2 separate regions of the Mus musculus genome follow, and region 1 is linked to region 2. A link is a contact called in ENCODE Hi-C or POLR2A ChIA-PET data. All regions are on one chromosome and are shown on one strand. The core of a region is the stretch at or near the end of the contact, and the rest is flanking DNA. Distances in the headings are between cores, read along the strand shown.

Evidence for each region. A loop is a pair of places that touch in the nucleus more often than their neighbours do. ChIA-PET counts read pairs that join two places held with the same protein, here RNA polymerase II (POLR2A).
Region 1: a map of gastrocnemius shows a loop between it and region 2 (6-fold over the local background). The contact joins the enhancer-like site here to the promoter of Fam120a in region 2. A Hi-C loop is called at or near these places in 2 of 37 maps with a recorded cell type or tissue (gastrocnemius and regulatory T cell). POLR2A ChIA-PET finds 5 or more read pairs at or near these places in 2 of 5 experiments (Patski and embryonic stem cell).

What each region holds. Positions count from the first base shown.
Region 1 is chr13:48,998,662-49,003,378 of GRCm38, reverse strand. No RefSeq gene overlaps it. Among named protein-coding and RNA genes, the nearest start is that of Fam120aos, 33 kb to the right of the region's middle. Within about 2 kb of position 1,501, at least 1 of the 3 ENCODE cell types and tissues checked has a DNase peak (open chromatin) inside an H3K27ac peak, as active enhancers do; it is gastrocnemius, where a contact is called at or near this core.
Region 2 is chr13:48,966,519-48,970,994 of GRCm38, reverse strand. It overlaps Fam120a (family with sequence similarity 120, member A), which reads left to right and starts at 2,935. Exons shown (of 18, transcript NM_001033268.3): 1 at 2,935-3,640. The coding sequence starts at 3,167. Fam120aos (family with sequence similarity 120A, opposite strand) reads right to left here and starts at 2,883. Exons shown (of 2, transcript NR_015601.1): 1 at 2,391-2,883; 2 at 1,090-2,057.

The sequences.
Region 1 (4,717 bases), core at 252-2,751, 34 kb before region 2:
GACAGTTAAGGCTGTTACACAGAGAAACCCTGTCTCAAAAAATCCAAAAGAAAAAAGACAGACTGACAGACAGAAAGAGAGGAAGAGAAAAGGGACATATACAATTGTCTGTAATCCCCAGTGTGAGCCAGAGACAGGAGAATCCCAGAAACTTGGGTCACACATCAGGACAACAGAGACCTGCCCAGAGATAAAAGGTGAGGAGCAACACCCAAGTTGTCCTCTGATCTCCATATACCCACATTTACATCCACATTCACGGACATGAATGTACACACATACATACATACACATACACACACATGTACACACACAGACACACACACAGACACACACACACATGAGTACATGTATAATAAATAAGTAAATAAAATGGGTGTCCCCCGAGGAATAACATCCGAAATTGATCTCTGGTCTCTTCATGGATTGATACACACATAACACATATACACCTGCACACACACACACACACACACACACACACACACACACACATGTAGTGTCTGAGCCTGGTGATGTACACCTTTAACCTCAGCACTTGGGAGGCAGAGGCAGGTGGGTCTGTGAGTTTGAGGCCAGCCTGGTCTACAAAGATAATCTAGGACAGTTAATTCTCTGTGAATTGAGGACCAGCCTGGTTTATAAAGCAAGTTCCTGGATATCTGGGATTACATAGATAGAACTTGTCACAAAACACAGCATACATACATGTGATGGTTTCTATATGCTCTGCCCAGGCATTATTAAAGGTGTGTGGCCCTGTTGGAGTAGGTGTGTCACTGTGGGTGTGGGCTTTAAGACCCTCATCCTAGCTGCCTGGAAGTTAGTATTCTGCTGGCAGCCTTCAGAGGAAGATGTAGAACTCAGCTCTGCCTGCACCATGTCTCCCTGGATGCTGCCATGCTCCTGCCTTGATGATAATGGACTGAACCTCTGAACCTGTAAGCCAGCCCCAATTAAATGTCCTTGTAAGAGTTGCCTTGGTCATGGTGTCTATTCACATCAGTAAAACCCTAACTAAGATTTACATGCATACATAAAATAAAAAATAAAAGAACTTGTTTTGGAGAAGTACTCTCTCTGGACTCTAGTGCAATCTACAGAACTTGAGAAAATGTCCCTCAGCGTTGTGCTCAGCAGTGGCTGCACTGGACAGCATGTGACTGTCTTCTATGGGGACTATTAACAGGAAATGAAGATTCTGCCCAGCTCTTAGCTCCTGCTTACTGAGACAGAGTCCATGGTGTAGCCTCTGTTTCTACAGGTATGGAACATGTTTTATTTCTGAAGTCTCCCTGTAACTGATCAGCTAGGGACTTTTTATGCTATCCAAACAGGTATTATGGACAGGCAGGGAGAATTGCTTCCTTTGCCAGCAATCTTGGCCCTAAAGCGGGAGATACTAAAGCCCTTGGGCAGACTGTGTCTGAAGGCCTTGCTCAGCTTTGAAGTCTTGGCAGCTTCCCCAGAGGCTTCCAGGGAGAGGGCCTGCAGCACTGTCAGCTCCTCATAGCCCTGCCGTCCTGTTTCTGCTCCCTGTGGTTTTGGCCCTGGCCGTTCTCCATCTTCAGTGCTGCCTATTGCCATTACCCCAACAGACTCTGCCATTGTCACTGTTCCTCTGCTTAATTTCTGTCACTGTCATGTTTCTGGGTGCACTGTACCAACAATAAAAACTCAAAGTAAGGAAGAAAGAGAAGACCTCTCATAACTCCAGACACCAGCATATAAAAAAAAAAAAAAGACCACTCAACTGCCCCCAGATAGCAATGTGTATGTTTATCACCCTGTAATAGAGCTATGTAAAAATTATCTCACATCAGATACACACACGAAATCCCAAAACTTGGGAGGTAGAGGCAGGAGGGTTGTAAGTTTGAAGCCAGTCTGGGCTGCATAATGAAATTTTGTCTCAAACAAAAAGAATGATTTTTGAGTGGGGAGGGGGCACCGATACATGCATGTCTCCGTGGAGGCTACAGGGGTGTCATTCCCTCAGGCACCACTAAGACAGGATGTCTCATCGGTTTGGTGCATCATTGAGCTCCAGGGAGCACTGCTGAGGGGACAGGACCCAGACAGAAGCTCTTCATCTGTTGAACCTTCCTCAAAGCTGATTAACCCATTAGGACTCCAGTGACTGTGCAGAGGTTGGGAAGTTGCAGGTTCACAGCCAAATTACAGTTTATCTTGGGCTATCTCTGGCCCCCTAAACCACCATCCCTTAGTACTCCATGTCTCACCTAACTTCCTGTGACTAACAGATAAAACCCTTCAGAATGTATTAACTGGACAAAACCTCTTTCTACCAGCCAAAAAGTTAAGAGTGTCATCGACTAGCATCTGAAGCCTCTAGCTGCTCTGCTGTAATGTCTTCGCCAATATTTGTAAAAAGTGTCTTCATTTATAACATTCTTTGTTCTGTTGCTAAAACAAACAAACAAACAAAACCCAACTTTATTGAACCATTACCACATTGGAATAAGGAATTTGGGGTAGCCTGAACCTGCATTCCCTAGCCCTGGCCACTCATATTTAGCTTCAGAATAAACACTCTTTCCTTCCCTTTGAGGTGAGAGTTTTGGGTTTGCATTGACCCTACCGGACTCAGCATTCTCTGCATGGGCACTGAATCCCGACCCTTATGCTTACCGGGTGAGTATTTGACCAACTGAGCTCTAAATTGTTGTTATTATTTTCCTTTTCATAGTTTATCATTTCTTTTATTTGGGTTTGAGGTTACTTATTGGACCATGGGCAAATTATCAGACGCTACTCCACTGGAAGAAAAAAAATGTTCCCCCCTCCCCAAGCAGCATTAACTGACTAGCTCCTTACTAAGGGGGAGGCGGTGTGCGGGTCTCAGAAGGCCTTCTTTCATAAATGCTGGAGTGCTGATGGGCTCTGTTTTGTGCAGGTCTTGGGCATGTAACCACAGCTGCTGTGAGTTCATATGTGCAGTGACCATGGCATGACCAGATGACATCATTTCACAGAACTCCTCACCCTTCAGCTCTTACTTGCATCTTACAGGATTTCTCTTTGTAGGCCTGGCTGTCCTGGAACTCACTCTGTAGACCAGACTGGCCTTGCACTCACAGAGATGTTCCTGCCTCTGCCTCTTGAGTGCTAGGACCAAAGGCTTACATCACCACTGCCAGGCTAACTCTTACATTCTTCCCCAACCACTCTTCAGTGACGTCCCCGAGTTTTGAGGAGAGGGTGGACGCGGATGTTATGTTTAGGGTTAAACATTTAACAGTTACCTATACATTGCAGTTTGACTAGTTACACATTTTGGCACCAACACACTACCCATTGCAAAACTAAGCTTTGGTAACTAAGATCAAAGTAGCACTATTCTATAGGCATAAACATAAATATTTAGAAGGCATTTATACGTTTTACAAGCAGTGTCCACTTAGCAAAACAATATTGATAGGTTTCCCACTGTAGCCTATGTTGTCCCCAGCTATGGGCTTTTGACCAGTACCAGACATGGATTCCCTCCCAGTGAGTGAGCCTCAAATCCAATCAGAAAGTATTTGATTATCCCATTAACAGTCATGCCACTAATGTGCCAGTTGGCATACCTTGTGTGCAGCTAGTGTTATATCCTGGAGGATATACTGCTAGGCAATTCTACCGGTGATGTTTCTTCTCTAGAGTCCTGTACAGCCCCTTCCAGCACTGTGGAAGCTACCCAGCAGGGAAGAGGCTTCTGGCACACTTCCAGCTTGATTTTTCTAGATCCTGCTGTTAGGGTCTGTGAATCACTGAAGGATGACACCTCAGGCTCAAATAGTATGCAAAGGCAAAGAGTGTTTATTCTGCAGAAAAGATCAGCATGCAGGGGTACTCCAGAGCTAAGTGGAGACCCTTTGAGGGGGCTTGCAGGCATTCTTTTATGCAGGTTTAGGGGAATTCCATGGAGGGATAGATGACTTTTCTCTTGATTGGTTGACTCTACTGCTAGGGGTTCAAGTAACTCTGAATTTGGCTAGGGCCTTGGAGAGTTTGGGGGAATGCTAAGTTTTAGGAACAATGGCAATGGCCTGTTTTGTTTGGAGGACTTCTGAGGCCAAAAATATTATGATCTCGACCTGTGGGTCTCACCCAAAACTGTCTTCCAATATATTATTACATTGAACAGATTGCAGAGTTGTTAACACGCTGTGTCTACCATGTGCCTGTGAACTGAAATGTATTCGGAGGCTATATTAATGAAATTTTGCCCTGATGAGCTTCAAAGAACCTGAATACTCTTTCATTCACACAGAAAACCACAGCTCTACTGCTTGGGCACTTATCTTGGATCAGACTCTTTCTGGGTAGACAACCCATTTAATCCTTAAGACGGCACCTCACGACAGGTACCTCTGTTGGTCCCTTTTTATAGATGAGGCTTCAAGGAACTCGAGTCCCGGTCTAGGCTCACAGCCAACCACCTGCAGGATGACAAAACTAGAGGCCAGGCTGTTTGATTCTGTGATCCTATCTGCTGGCTGCTTCCAAAGAGGCCCTCTACTCAGAACAATCACAGTTGGGACTGGGGTTCAAGAGGAAAACGGGAGTACGAAGGAAATGTGACCACAAGGTGGCAGTAGAACTCAAAAACTTGAAGAGGTGAGTCTATGGAAGTCCCTTGGGCAAGAGGTGGTCAGAGGTTGGGGAGCACACACAAAGGAGAGAGACCCTTTAGAGCTGTGGGAGTGCT
Region 2 (4,476 bases), core at 1,686-4,185:
TCCCATAAAATGTATTTTTAAAACAGCTCAAAGCGAAAATGAATTCGCAGCTGTGAAGAGAACATTTCTAGTCCGCCTAGCTGAGTAGAAAGCTTAATCCCAGAGTACCAGAAGCCCCCAGACTAGAACAGCCTGAGACTGCATGCAGACCAAGCGTGCGCATGCTCTGTGGGGACTCTGAAGTCGCACCCAGGCACAGGTTAGGGCTAGGCACACCCCAGGAATCAAACCCCAGCGGGAATACCGTGTCTCCTCCTGATCTCTCCTCCTGATCTCGGGGCGTGTCGGGTAGGCATCATGTTGGGCGGGCAACATGCCCTGCACTTGCAATCCCAGGTCTCAGGGGGCTGAGGATGATTGCTGTATATTGAGGCTGGCTGGCTGCACAGTGGGGTCCAGGGCATCTTGGGCTATGAGTGAAACCTCGAAAATTCCCAAAACCCAACCCCAACTCCCAAACCAAAAAAAGGGCAACATTTTCCTGCTTTAAGCTGTAAGTAAATTAGCCGATGGGAAACAAGTTGAAATGCTGAGAGTAAACTCCCGCCCCCCCCCCCCCCCCGCCCCCGCCTGCTTAAGTTCTGTGCTCTGTGGCTGGCTGGCTCTCTCTATTAATCTAGTAGTCATAATCCTTTTTTTTTTTTTGGAGGCAGTCGGGGAGACAGGGTCTCTCTGTCTCTCTGTGTAGCACTGGTGACCTGGAACTCATTAGGTACAGAAGATTGTCCTTCAATTCACCCAGGTCCACCTGCCTCTGCATCCTGAGTTCTGGAATTAAAAGGGTGAGAATTCTTGGAAGTCTATGGTCATGCAGTATTATTCATTTATTTTTCCCCTCAGTAGTGTGGTAATCACTTCATGAAAAGTTTCTCTAATACAGCCCTAAATGGAGAAAAAAAAGTCCCTAATCATATTGTATTCCCAAGCAGACTCTAAGATTTAGTATTTTTCAAATAGGATTTAGATATTTAGAAAATTTAAACATCACTCAACTCCTGAATTTTCTTTATAGCGTTGTTAGCCAAACAATTTCCCAATCATTAATAAGTTTGGAGGGCATACACAGTTAAACAGGGAAAGCAAGCATGATGAAATTTTGAGGGCTTTTATTATGAAAATGAATTTTAAAGTTCTCAAAATTCCAAAGCACAGTCTATACAATCACAGAGTACAGAAGTGACTACAAAAGCTGGCATTGCTAACATCTGTATAACAACCTGGGAGGCCACAGAAAGCCAAGGCTCTCTTAAGGAGAGTGATACTTTCTTTTAGAAGGATCACCATCCTACGGTCTTAAAATAAAATGTATGCTTAATTCCAAAATCATGGGTGCTAGCACAAAAGCTTTCTCCCCTCTCCCTTTTTAAAATAAATAAATAAAAGCAGTAATGTTTAAAAGAAATAAAAAACAGGCCAGGCAGTCAGGATGGCAAAGGGCTAGCCCAAGCAGGCCAGCAAACAAGAAACCACAACAAAAATAAACACAAACCTAAACAAGTGAATGAAATATATATGGAATGTAATCTTGTTAAGAAAATACAAGTGATTCATGTGCAATCTTGTATACTAGCTGTGAATTACATAAAACTTGATTATTTTGGGGGATGTTATTATTTAGTGAGGCTTTAAGTGTAATCTTAATTTCTAAATGACATGGAATTACTTACTCTGGGATTAAGTTTTCTACTCAGCTAGGCGGACTAGTGGCCTCATCACTAATTTTATACATAAGTGGCATAACGTATCGGGTTTAAAAAAATTAAGGAAAATCCATCAAGGCCCTAAGCGCATTTCATCTGTCTACATCACAGGAGCCTGTGTTTGAGATTGGTGGAAGAATGGGGTGTTATGATCACAGTTCATTGTATACACGCATGAAACTGTCAAAGAATAAAAATAGTCTTTAAAAGAAAAAAAAATTAAAAGAAACTATAGAATTCAGTTTGCCTATTCTCGAAGACTCTGATGGGGGGCTTTGAGTCTGCATGAACTTGGTGTTCTGTGCGATGGATGGGTCACTCCTGTGTCCAGTGCACCCCGCTCCAGCAGCGGCTTGTCTAGAAAAAGAACAGATGAAAAATTGAAGGTAAGCAAAAAAACAAAACAAAACAAACAAAAAAAACCGCTCCTTTTTCTTGGGGGAAGGGGGAGCGGGAGGCGGGTTTCATGTAGCCCAGGCTGGCTTCCAATTGGATGGAATGACCTTGAACTTCTCTGATCCTCTACTCTCCACTTCAGAATGCTGGGATTACGGCCTAAGCAACACGCGGGAATCGAACCCTGGGCGATCGAAGATCCCAGACAAGCACTGTGCCAACTGAGCTACGTGCCCAGGTCCCCAGCGGACAGCTTCTCCTTCAGAACGTTTGGTCCTGGCTCAGCATACGTACCGTCGGCGCCTGGGTTTAGCCGGACCCTCGCAGCCCGAGCCCCTGGAGGCAGCGCACGTCCGCTCGTCTCCGGAGGGCGGCGCACGCCGGGGAGGCTTGCCCCTCTCGGGGAGTCTCCTCAGCCGGGTCCCGACACCAGGCCGTGAAGCCGCCGTCCCGTCCCGGGAGCGACGCCATCTTGTCGCCGCCGTCCTCCTCCGCGGCTCGCGCTCCCGGGCTCCAGGCTCCCCCTAACCCCGCCGCGCGACACACGCGGCGGAGGAGGAGCGCTGGCTGCCGGCCACGCCTACCGGGCCCGCAGCCGCGAGCGGGGCGGAGCCAGCCTCGGAGGCCGCGGCCTCCGGGCGCGGCCTGCACGGGCCCAGGCGCCTCCCCGAACCCGCCCGGCTGCGGCCCCCTAAAGGGCCCGACAAGCCGAGTAGCGCTCCGCCTTCTCCGCCCCGCCGCCGCCGCCCCGGGAGCCCGGCCGCGGCCCCGGCGCCGCCTCTTCCGCCTCCCGCGTCCGCGCGGGCGGGCCCGACGTCAGCGCCGCCCCGCCCGGCCCAGCTTCGGCCTCGGCCTCGCAGAGCGCGGCGGCGGCGCAGGTCCCTCCCCAGACATGGCCCTGGGAGGCGGCAGCACATGGCGGCCGCGGCGGCCGTGAGCGCGCCCCCGGCCAGCCCCAGCCAGCCCTGAGGCTGCCCGCGCCCGCCGGCCGCGCCACGGCCCTGCCGCCCCCAGCCCCGCCGCCGCCGGCCCCGCCGCCGCCCGCGCGCGCGCGCCCCGCCGCCGCCGCCATGGGCGTGCAGGGCTTCCAGGACTACATCGAGAAGCACTGTCCGAGCGCCGTGGTGCCGGTGGAGCTGCAGAAGCTGGCCCGGGGCAGCCTGGTGGGCGGCGGGCGGCAGCGGCCCCCGCAGACCCCGCTGCGCCTGCTGGTGGATGCCGACAACTGCCTGCATCGCCTGTACGGTGGCTTCTACACCGACTGGGTGAGCGGCGGCCAGTGGAACCACATGCTCGGCTACCTGGCGGCTCTGGCCAAGGCCTGCTTCGGAGGCAACATCGAGCTCTTCGTCTTCTTCAATGGCGCGCTCGAGAAGGCCCGGCTGCACGAGTGGGTCAAGCGGCAGGGCAACGAGCGCCAGACAGCGCAGCAGATCGTCAGCCATGTCCAGAACAAGGGCACGCCACCGCCCAAGGTCTGGTTCCTGCCTCCGGTCTGTATGGCCCACTGCATCCGCCTGGCGCTCATCCGCTTCCACGTCAAGGTGCGGCTGCAGCCGGTTCGCCGGGGTCTCCCAGGGCTGGGGCTGGGGTCTCTTTGGGCCTGAGTCAGGATCGGGCCTGGTGCCCTTTGGACCGATTCCCTTCGGGTTTGGGTCAGGGTTGGGGTCTGGGGTCACTTGGACAGGAGTCACAGTTGGGCTACAGGCCTCTTCGCGCTTCGGGCTGGGCCTGGGATTGCTTGGGTAGCGATCAGAGTTGAGTCTGAGGTTCCTTGGCCCAGGGGTTTGGGGCTTGGCCTAGGGTCTTTTTGGGCTTGGATTTGGGTTGGACTTGGGAGGTCTCTTAGGTCACTGTCAGCGCTGAACTAGTTCCGGGAAGCCCAGCCTAGCCCAGAGTGAGTCCTGGGTGCCCCTGCCCGTGGAAGGCCTCAGCAGGCTTCAGTGTCTCTCAGGGCCCCTCTCGGGACATAGCGTGTCACCATGCCCAGGCTTGATGCAAGCTAGGCAGAGGGGCCCTAGAGCAAGATGGATGCCCGGGCCTTTAGGCCTGGTGTGGTTGAAGTCTACCCACCACATTCCTCCCTACTCTCTGGCCTCTGTGGGCCCATAGACTTGTTCATATGACACTTGAGGCTGGTGGATAGACCCTCACCCAAAGTGGGATCGGTGGTGTCGTCTCCCACATCCTCAGTCTTTCTCCTCCCCTGAGAGGCCGACAGGCTACCCACTGGCCTTATCCTTAAGCATATACCCATCTGTCGAAATTAACCCACTCTTTCCCAGCAACAGGTTTATCTTGGAAGTCTGGAGAATAAATAATGAGAGTATATTGCCAGGACCTTAGGCACAGGAAGCTGAAAACAGAGCCTCCAAAGCTG